Regions from separate parts of the Homo sapiens genome. Here region 2 is linked to region 1. A link is an interaction called in ENCODE POLR2A ChIA-PET data of the cell type or tissue named here. Cell type or tissue: Panc1. All regions are shown on one strand.

Evidence for each region. Peaks named below come from ENCODE experiments on the same cell type or tissue, not always from the same donor. Only the 100,000 strongest peaks of a DNase experiment are listed, where the experiment ranks them.
Region 2: POLR2A ChIA-PET joins it to region 1 with 7 read pairs; 2 of 35 experiments call an interaction of 5 or more read pairs at or near these places.

The regions. Positions count from the first base shown.
Region 1 is chr3:58,065,073-58,070,072 of GRCh38, reverse strand. All of the region lies in intron 1 of FLNB (filamin B), which reads right to left. Among named protein-coding and RNA genes, the nearest start is that of FLNB, 59 kb to the right of the region's middle. RefSeq lists an enhancer at 3,770-4,647. In Panc1, no CTCF peak of the experiment used is centred here; no DNase peak of the experiment used is centred here; H3K4me3 peaks cover 219 bases; H3K27ac peaks cover 3,489 bases.
Region 2 is chr3:57,870,838-57,875,837 of GRCh38, reverse strand. SLMAP (sarcolemma associated protein) reads right to left here. Exons shown (of 25, transcript NM_001377540.1): 14 at 4,140-4,202. Among named protein-coding and RNA genes, the nearest start is that of SLMAP, 120 kb to the right of the region's middle. RefSeq lists enhancers at 1,273-1,772, 1,773-2,274. In Panc1, no CTCF peak of the experiment used is centred here; no DNase peak of the experiment used is centred here.

The DNA.
Region 1 (5,000 bases):
TGTCTCAAAAAAAAAAAAAAAAAGAAAGAAAGAGTCAAGCACAATGCCTGTCTCACAGTTGGCCGCTTAATAATGTTCCCTCCCTCCCCTCCATCCTCATTTTCCTAATACTTAAGTACCTGCTATGTGCCAAACACTCTTCCCTAGGGCCAGACATCCACAAGCCATACTCCAAGTGTTTTGTGCAAGCAGCAAGAAATGAAAAGAAGTACCTTGTGAATTAACAGGTGGTTGAAATGTTCAATTTGTCACTTCTCTGAGCCAAGCAATTAATTAGGAGGGCCATGACTGCCACCTCCAAGGCCCCTGCTCTCCTGCTCCAAAGGGAGGCTGACCCCTAACGCTGCAGCGAACCTGGGGCACGTGAGATCTCTGCAAGAAGGACACGTCTGAGAAAGAATTTTAGGTGGTTCTTGGTGTTGCTCTGAGGGTCTTGGGCCATGCTGGTCTTCTAAACCACCCGGCTCAGACGTGTCCTTCTTGCAGAGATCTCATATGCAGCACCAAGAACCACCTAAAGAACTGAACTATGGGCCGGGCATGGTGGCTCACGCCTATAATCCCAGCACTTTGGGAGGCTGAGGCAGGAGGACCTCCTGAGGTCACGAGTTCGAGACCAGCCTGGACAATATGGTGAAACCCTGTCGCTACTAAAAATACAAAAATCAGCCAGGCATGGCGGTGGGCACCTTGTAATCCCAGCTACTTGGGAGGCTGAGGCACAAGAATCACTTGAACCTGGGAGACGGAGGTCTCAGTGAGCCGAAATCACTCCATTGCACTCCAGCCTGGGCAACAGAGCAAGACTCCATCTCAGAAAAAAAAAAAAAAAAAAAAAAAGAATTGAACTACTGATATTTTATCAGACCTCCCTGAAAGAAAAGAGCAGCACATATGGGTCAGGGGTCTGGCCCCTCCTTTTTTTTTTTTTTTAAAGACAGGGTCTCGGTCATCCAGGCTAGAATACAATGGTACAATCTCTGCTCACTGCAACATCCGCCTCCTGGGCTCAAGCGATCCTTCCACCTCAGCCTCCTGGGTAGCTAGGACTACAGGCACATGCCACCCACCTGGCTAATTTAATTTTTTATAGAGACAGGGTTCCGCCATGTTGCCCAGGCTGGTCACAAACTGGCCCCTCCTTAACATCCCAGTTTACTGTGCCCCATGCTCACCTGGCCTGGAACTCCTTCCCCATCCCCTCTCCCTCTAATGCCTCTTCTATATCCAACTCTGCACAAAACTAGAATAGATCCTGTCCGTCTTGGCTGCTTGGGTGAGCCTACAGCAGCAGCAGCAGCAGCCTGTGAAGAGCTGCTGCAAGACCACCCCACATTGAAGAGCTCAGATCTCCTGCATCCAGACCCCAGGCCAGCAGGACCTGGTGCCCACTGACAGCCCAGGTCAGCTTTGCAGTTTCTCTCCATCCTTGCCTGTTTTCTGAGCCCAAACAAACCATGGCTGAATTGTAGGCTTCAGCTGTCCAAACAAAAGGGCATTCTGAACCAAAGCGGGGACAGCTGACAGCTCTCCTCAGTTCCTCAGTCAAAACCTAGCCAGATGCAACCCATCTCCCCAGACAGCAGGTTAAGGAGGACCATGTCGGTCAGCTGCCCAGGACCAGTGTCCCATTTTCAAGTCCCATATCCCTTCCATCCACACAGCCAATGAACTGTGCACTTTGGCTCAGGTACCCCAGAGGCCCCTGGGTAGGATGAAGGGGACCAAGCTGGCTTATCTCCTCCTGCTCAGGGCTTTTCTCCAGGGCCTTGATCCAATAAAAGGCTGCATGCCAACAAGGCAGACTTAAGGCCCTGATAACTGATGCCTATCTGTGGCCTTTGTCCCCTTCTCCCTCCCAGGCATGCAACTTCCACCTAGATGGTCAGTCAGCCTCCCCTGGAAGTCAGTGCTGTGCCTGTCTTTCAAATAAGCAACAAATGATATGAAATGAGCCACGGCTTCAGGACCTGAACAGTGGGCATGCCTGCTCCATGCACTCTTTCCCCGATTGCCAGCCAGGAGCCCAGACAGCGCAGTCACCTGGCTTTGGCCTGCACTAGGAGAGGCACAGCAAGGTGAGGGAAGGAACCTGGGTCCCAGTATCAGATGCCCTGCCAACCTGAAGACCGAAAAAACCCACACTCTACATGCTTTCCACAACTGTTTTTGTTGTTATTGTTTTTAAGAAAACCTCTGGCCAGGCGTGGTGGCTCACGCCTGTAATCCCAGCACTTTGGGAGGCGGAGGTGGGCGGATCACGAGGTCAGAGATCCAGACACCCCGTCTCTATTAAAAAATGCAAAAAATTAGCCGGGCGTGATGGTGGGCGCCTGTAACCCCAGCTACTCAGGAGGCTGAGGCAGGAGAATGGCGTGAACCTGGGAGGCGGAGCTTGCAGTGAGCCAAGATCATGCCACTGCACTCCAGCCTGGGCGACAGAGCGAGATTCTGTCCCAAAAAAAAAACAAAAAAAAAACAAAAAAACAAACAAAAAAAACCTCTTTGTTACAGTGGTTAAACTATAATGTGGGGATGTTCTGGGCTTTGGAAGACCAGAAGTCTCATGGGCCTATCTCAATTGGTAAGAGAAAACATAAACCACAGTAAAATACAAGTAGACAAGGGGGCCGAAGTTGGCTGGATTTCCAATTCTCTTTCTTGCTCATGAACTACTCAAAGATCACAAAGAAGCTGTTTGAATTAATTTTTATCCATCACTGTGTCAAGGGTTCAGTTAATATAAAGTTGACTTGGCAGGTCTTTTCATGTTAGTAGTTTTTCAAGAGATGATACAGTAGATCAGGAGCACCAAGTGGTGCTAGTACACTGTGTTGAGAAGGATTCTGAGGCCACATCTGGATTCAGCAAAAAAAAAAAAGACTGCTAAAATGCATTAGAAATGTCTTCCGTGAACAGGGCATGGAGAATGGAGGCAGTGAAGATTAGCAATGCCTGCCCTGGGCATGGCATGGGGGAGTCGTGGCCAGGATTTCTCTGCAACAGAACTGAGTAAACATTCCCTAATCCCTGATTTGAGATTTCTACTATAGGCCCATAACACATTCCTTATGCATAACCTCAGACTTCAAATTCCCTATTTTGCCAACTATTCCTTCTGTTCTCTCTCACTTGCTGGACAATTTTTGCCTCAAATAGTTGGAACGAATCACTTCATAAATACCTTATTGTTATTTTGGGATAGAGAGTTTGGTGAACTTTCAGCTCATAGTATCTATGATGGTGTACTGCTTCATAAATTATCCCAAACACCCTATTTCTGGTTAACAGGAATCACTGTATTTAAAAGTTCCATTTTCATCACCCAATGCCTTTATTTTCAATGCCACTTTTGAAAAGGTAAAATTTTGAGAATTACTTAATATCCAACAACAAAGCCACACTGGACTAAATAAATGATCAATGAGACAGGTCTGCTAAAGGGCCTAGGATACAGTAACTATCTTACCACTTTCTAGCACTGGGAAATCCTTTAAAAGTCAAAACGAGGATTCCAACCTCTTGTTAGAAAGGTCGAAGAAGGGAAACAAAAAAGCAGGGCTTGATGGCTTATGCCTGTAATCCCAGCATTTTGGGAGGCCAAGGCAGATGAATCACCTGAGGTCAGGAGTTCGAGACCAGCCTGGTGAACACGGTGAAACCCGTCTCTACTAAAAATACAAAAATTGGTCAGGCATGGTGGCGGGCGCCTGTAATCCCAGCTACTCAGAAGGCCGAGGCAGGAGAATAGCTTGAACCCAGGAGGTAGAGGTTGTGGTGAGCCGAGATTTCGCCATTGCACTCTTGTTGCCACTGGGCAACAAGAGCAAAACTCTGTCTCAAAAAAAAAAAAAAGAAAAAAAGAAAAAAGAAAACTTAAAGAAGAAGAAAAAAAGTATAGACACTCCAAAATGGTCAAAGCAATTGCGTTCTAAACTAAGTTTTAAACCTCAAAGCAACAGGTTGCTATACAAACTCATTCTGTTGCTGCCACACAGTTCTCCTGGACAACTGACAGTTCAAGGCCCCCAAGGACGCCTGGGCATGAGCAGAAGTGGAGGAGCTCAGAGCCCAGCCCCCAAGAGGCTCAGGTTAAAGCCCAGCATGAGCTCTGGAGGCCTCAGCCTGATGGCAGTCTGTGTCTCGCTCACAGCTTCCAGCTACAACTGCTCGGCAAACATTTCCAGCTGAAATAATAAATGCTGGCTGTGAATGGAGGTCCTCGTGACCCTTTGACTCCAGCTCAGTTTGTCATGTGGTGAGGCCACCTCACCTGAAACACAGCCCATGCTCCTGTGAGCTCAGTCTGGCCCACCCTGGGGCTGTGCACCCCACAGGGAATCCCTCGAGGAAAAGAGTGATGGGTGAAGGCAGGAGGAACCATGCCAGGGAAAGACTCCTAAACATCTCTTCTCCTTAGATCCACAGCAACCAAAATACAATGGCAGCTCGCTCTCTTCCAGCCCCCTCTCCTGGGCCAGACCCTGTGCCACTTGCATCACCTTGTGCAATCCTCACAATGACCCTGTGAGGGTGGCTTTTAGGGTTAATCCCATTTTACAGATGACATAACAGAGGCCCACAGAGGTGAAGCCAACTGCCAAAAGTGACACAGGGGGAGAATCTAGATGGAAACTCACTTCTCTCTGTTATCAAAGCCCAAACTCCTACTCTTGCTACTTCGCTGAATCTACATCATCTCATAACAACTTGATGAGGTGAGTTCAGTTATGACTCCCATTTTGGAGATGAGGAGACAGTGCACAGAAGTGATCCACACACATGCTGTGCTTGGGAGGTAAGCCAGGCTTCTCTGCCCACCAGGGCAGGGCCTCTGAATTTCCACCTGACTCAGTCATTCCCATGATGCCTGCGCTGCCGAGGCTCTCGGGAAAAACATGGTGGACAGGCAGCGTATGAACCATATAAACACAGGGCACAGAAGCACACAGAGCACAGTCCCCTTGTCTCAGCCATGACTGACTCGGCCTCTACCACAC
Region 2 (5,000 bases), 190 kb after region 1:
CAATGGCAGCATGTCATAAAATGACAAAATGTCCCTTCTGACAAGTCAAACCAGAGTCAACCCTCACTTTCCCAACTCTGGTTACCCAAATTTAAGGAAACGAACAGATTTGGAAAGTTTTGAAATACCTCTGGAATCACCAATAACCAAATTCTTACTACTTGCTACCTGAAACTCAGAAACCAAACAGATTTCAATAGTAGGCCTCTCCTTAGCTACCTGAACTCATAGCCCAAACTTTCTCTGTTTGCACTCAGGGACCGAAAGGATTCAGATGTCTGGGAATACTTATTTTCTTTTGTTTTGTTGTTGTTTTTGTTTTCTGAGACAGGTCTTGCTCTGTAGCCCAGGCTGGAGTGCAATGGTGTGATCATGGTTCACTGCAGCCTCAACCTCATGGGTTTAAGCGATCCTCCTGCTTCAGACTCCTGAGTAGCTGGGACACAGGCATGTTATCACCATGGCCAGCTAATTTTTTGTAGAGATGGGGTCTCACTATGTTGCCCAGGGTGGCTGTAAATTCCTGGCTCAAGCAATCCTCCCACCTTTGCCTCCTGAAGTGCTGAGATTACAGGTATGAGCCACTGTGCCTGGTTTTTTTCGCTGTTCTTTGGTCCACCCTTTGTACACAAAAATGGGATTTTATATTTTGATTTTTTTCTTGTATGTAGGTACTACCTGTTTAGTATTTTCTCATGCTATTACACAGTCCTCATAAACATCATTTTAATAACTTTCTAACATTCCCACTGAAGGGATTTGGTGTAATTTATATAAATTCTGTGCTATCTCTGCATGTTTATTTGGTCCATTTTCCCCCAAAACTATGATGCAACAAAAATCTTCAAACACCTTTTGTATATTTAAAGCAAACTTTATTCTGTGTTACAAATATAGCTAAGTATTTTATACTATTTTAAGTGAAATGTTCAATAATAAAATAGACATTAAAAAGTAAAAAGCTTTTTTTTTTTTTTTGAGACAGAGTTTCGCTCTTGTTGCCCAGACTGGAGTGCAATGGCACAATCTCGGCTCACTGCAACCTCTATCTCCCAGGTTCAAGTGATTCTCCTGCCTCAGCCTCCCAAGTAGCTGAGACTACAGGCGCCCACCACCACGCCTGGCTAATTTTGTATTTTTAGTAGAGATGCGGTTTCAACATGTTGGTCAGGCTGGTCTTGAACTCCTGACCTCAAGTGATCCACCAGTCTCGGCCTCCCAAAGTGTTGGGATTACAGGCGTGAGCCACCTCACTGGCTTTTTTTTTTTTCTTTTTCCCCAAAGAGACGGAGTCTCAGTATGTTGCCTTAGGCTCGAGTGATTTTCCCACCTCAGCCTCCTGAGTAGCTGGGACTACCGGCAAAAAGTTGTTTTGTTTTAAGTAAGCCAGTAATAATAACAAAATAAAACAAGGATTTTTGCAAATTGTAACTGAGTAGACATTCTTTTGATAATTATCTGCTCTCATTAGGGTTCAAAATATAAATCTTAAAAGTTCAAAATAAAAATCTTTCTTCTAAAGATTTGTATTTTATTTTATTTTTTAGAGACGGGGATTTGCTCTGTTGCCTAGGTTAGAGTGCAGTGGCACAACTATAGCTCACTGGAGCCTTGAACTCCTGGGCTCAGGGGGTCCTCCCACCTTAGCTTCTTGAGTAGCTAGGGCTACATACATGTGCCATCACTCCCGGATAATTTTTTTGTTGTTGCTGTTGCTGAGACAGTCTCACTCTGTTGCCCAGGCCGGAGTGCAGTGGTGCGATCTTGGCTCGCTGCAACCTCCGTCTCCCAGGTTCAAGTGATTCTCCTGCTTCAGCCTCCTGAGTAGCTGGGATTACAGGCATGCATCACCACGCCCCAGCTAATTTTGTGTATTTTTAGTAGAGATGGGGTTTCACCATGTTGGCCAGGTTCGTCTCAAACTCCTGACCTCAAGTGATCAGCCCGCCTCAGCCTTCCAAAGTACTGGGATTATAGGCATAAGCCACAGCTCCCAGCCTCTCCTGGATAATTTTTTAAAGTTTTTTATAGGAACGGGTCTCACTATGTTGCCCAAGCTGGTCTTGATCTCCTGGCCTCAAGGGATCCTCCTGCCTAGGCCCATGAAAGAGCAGGATTACAGACGTGAGCCATAGCACCTGGCCTAAAGATTTGCATTTTAGATTAGATATTCTTTTAGTTGGTATCAGTGGACACCAATTATTTTGCCCCAGGACCCTGTGCCAATTTCCCATGAAAATGAGATTTAGTAATCAGAAGGTAACAAAAAGATGTACTAATCTTTGCTTTATAAATAGTTTTATTTATTTATTTTTTTACTTTTTAATTTTTTTTTGAGACGGAGTCTCACTCTGTCGCCTAGGCTGGAGTGCAGTGGCACAACCTCGGCTCACTGCAACCTCTGCCTCCCAGGTTCAAGCAATTCTCCTGCCTCAGACTCCCAAGTAGCTGGGATTATAGGCATGTGCTACCACCCCTGGCTAATTTTTGTATTATTAGTAGAGATGGGGTTTCACCATGTTGGCCAGGTTCATCTCAAACTCCTGACCTCAGGTGATCCACCCACCTCGGCCTCCCAAAGTGCTGGGATTACAGGCGTGAGCCACCATGCCCGGCCAAATATTGTTTTAAAAGGACAAAGAAATATGTCACATTTATTAAATAAATTGTCTCTAAGTAATACTCAACTTATACTTAATATTATAGTATCGAAACTGCAAAAACAGAAGCTCTGTGAAAACTATTAAATGAAATTCTCAGTTTCTTTGAAGGATCTCTAAGGAGTATAACATTTGATTTGTTGAATTTGTGTCTGTTTTAATTACCAGGTATGACCCATAGAACCCCCAAGCGCTCCTGAGGTAGTGGGGCAGGGTAGCGGGGGGCACATATGCATGAATATCCACAAAATGAAATTATGAGCATAAAAACTTGGGAAACCACATTTCCAAGAAAGGAGAGCAGAATGAGAAGAATGCCTGAGAAAGTATTTGCTTGATGGGAAAAACCGCAGACATTATCAACAAATCTTTACCACATACAATGACCTTTACTTAACAAAACCAAGAAAATATCATAACCTTGCAATTGTTACAGATTTAAGCAGCTTTTGTGACTTTCAAGTAAAAAGGAATTAATGACATCTTTGTTCAGAATTCAGCAGAGGTCTAAATCACTTCAAAAGCCAATTTATCGTTTTGTTTGTTTGTCTGTCTTTGGAGATACAGTCTTGCTCTTGTCATCCAGGCTGGAGTGCAGTGGCACGACCTCGGCTCACTGCAACCTCCACCTCCTGGGTTCAAGCAATTCTCCTGCCTCAGCCTCCCAAGAAGCTGGGATTATAGGCGCCTGCCACCACACCCAGCTAATTTTTGTATTTTTAGTAGAGACGGTATTTCACCATGTTGGTCAGGCTGGTCTCAAACTCCTGACCTCAGGTGATCCACCCACTTCGGCCTCCCCAAAGTGCTAGGATTACAGGTGTGAGCCACTGTGCCCAGCCAAGCCAATCCATCTTTAAAATATATATATTTTTTGAGACAGAGTCTTGCTCTGTTGCCCAGCCTGGAGTGCAATGGTGCGATCTCGGCTCACTGCAACATCTGCCTACCAGGTTCAAGCGATTCTCCCACCTCAGCCTCCCACGTAGCTGCGATTATAGGCGTGCGCCACCACGCCTGGCCTCTTTAAAATATTCTTAAAGATAGCCTTTTACAACTTCCCACGGATAGGCAGTGGAGGTCAGATTGTAGGACAATCTACTGCTACTACCTCTCTAAAAAGCTCCTGCTACTCTGAGGGCCATCTTCAGAATGGAGTGCCCAAACTAAATAATTATTTTTCTGGCTTCATTTTCTCTAAGAAATTTATTTAAGAACCTCAAATTTAACAAGCTTGAAAGTTTCCCTCTTTTTTATGGTAGCTATTATGAAATGCTCAGCTCCATCTGTGAAGGCAAATGCAACAGAAATACTTTTCTCAAAAGACAAATAGTTATGAAAAGGTTTGCTGCTGTCTAAAGATGCCCCTTTAAGCACTTCTGCTATAACAAACACATTGAGATCCTCATTTTACCTCTCACTTTTAAGTTTTAGCCCCTGACTTCATTAAAATCAATGTGAAAAATACTCTGTACTCACTCTGGCATTCTATGAATTGATGAATAAAAGTGCAGTCCCCGCCACTCTTTGAAAGCAAGTGCTCTAATAAAGAAAGAAACACCTTTAAGGATATAGTTTGTTGCTGTCTTTGAAAACCAACAGCAAAGGTAGGAAAACTGAAAAGTATTAACATGGGTACTAAGTAAGACTAATAAAGGCTTAATATATTTTGATACTAAAGCAGACATATTTTGGAGTTAAATGACTGAAAATTATTATTAATTTGTACACTGAATGGTTAGCTTTTAAAGGTGTAGTTTTTATCCAAAGAGCTCAAGAAAATCACATAAATATATTGCTTTAAAATGGTTCTTCCACCTTTTGTCCACTAGAACTCAACAAATACCCTTAAATAATTTAAGTTTGTCATTATTAAATTAAATTAATTTTCAAGTGATTGTTCTATCATACTCCCTCTTCAAAGCTATTCATCTTAGTTAAGAGGCAAAAGGTAAATACTTTAAGAATATCATAAAGTAATACCATAAGATTTTTAAGAAATTGATGTAATAAGTTTTACATATTCATTTCATAATCTTCCCTTTTGAGTCACTTAATCTGTACCTCATACAGTATTAAAACATTAAATTGTTTATCTCTGCCCAAATGACCAAAATCAGTGCCTATTCATTTCAAAGTAAGAGCTTGGTAAATGGTTTTGCTCAAGTCAAACAGAATTTATTTTTCATTTAAAGAAATGAATGGAGACAATAAAAATGTAACATAGTGGTTAAATAAAAGTTTCAGTTCTTTTCTTACAATAATCTTTATTGTGATTTAAAGAGTTACTTCTGAATCTGGATAATGTCCTTTAACGTGTATTTATATCTTTCAAAATGA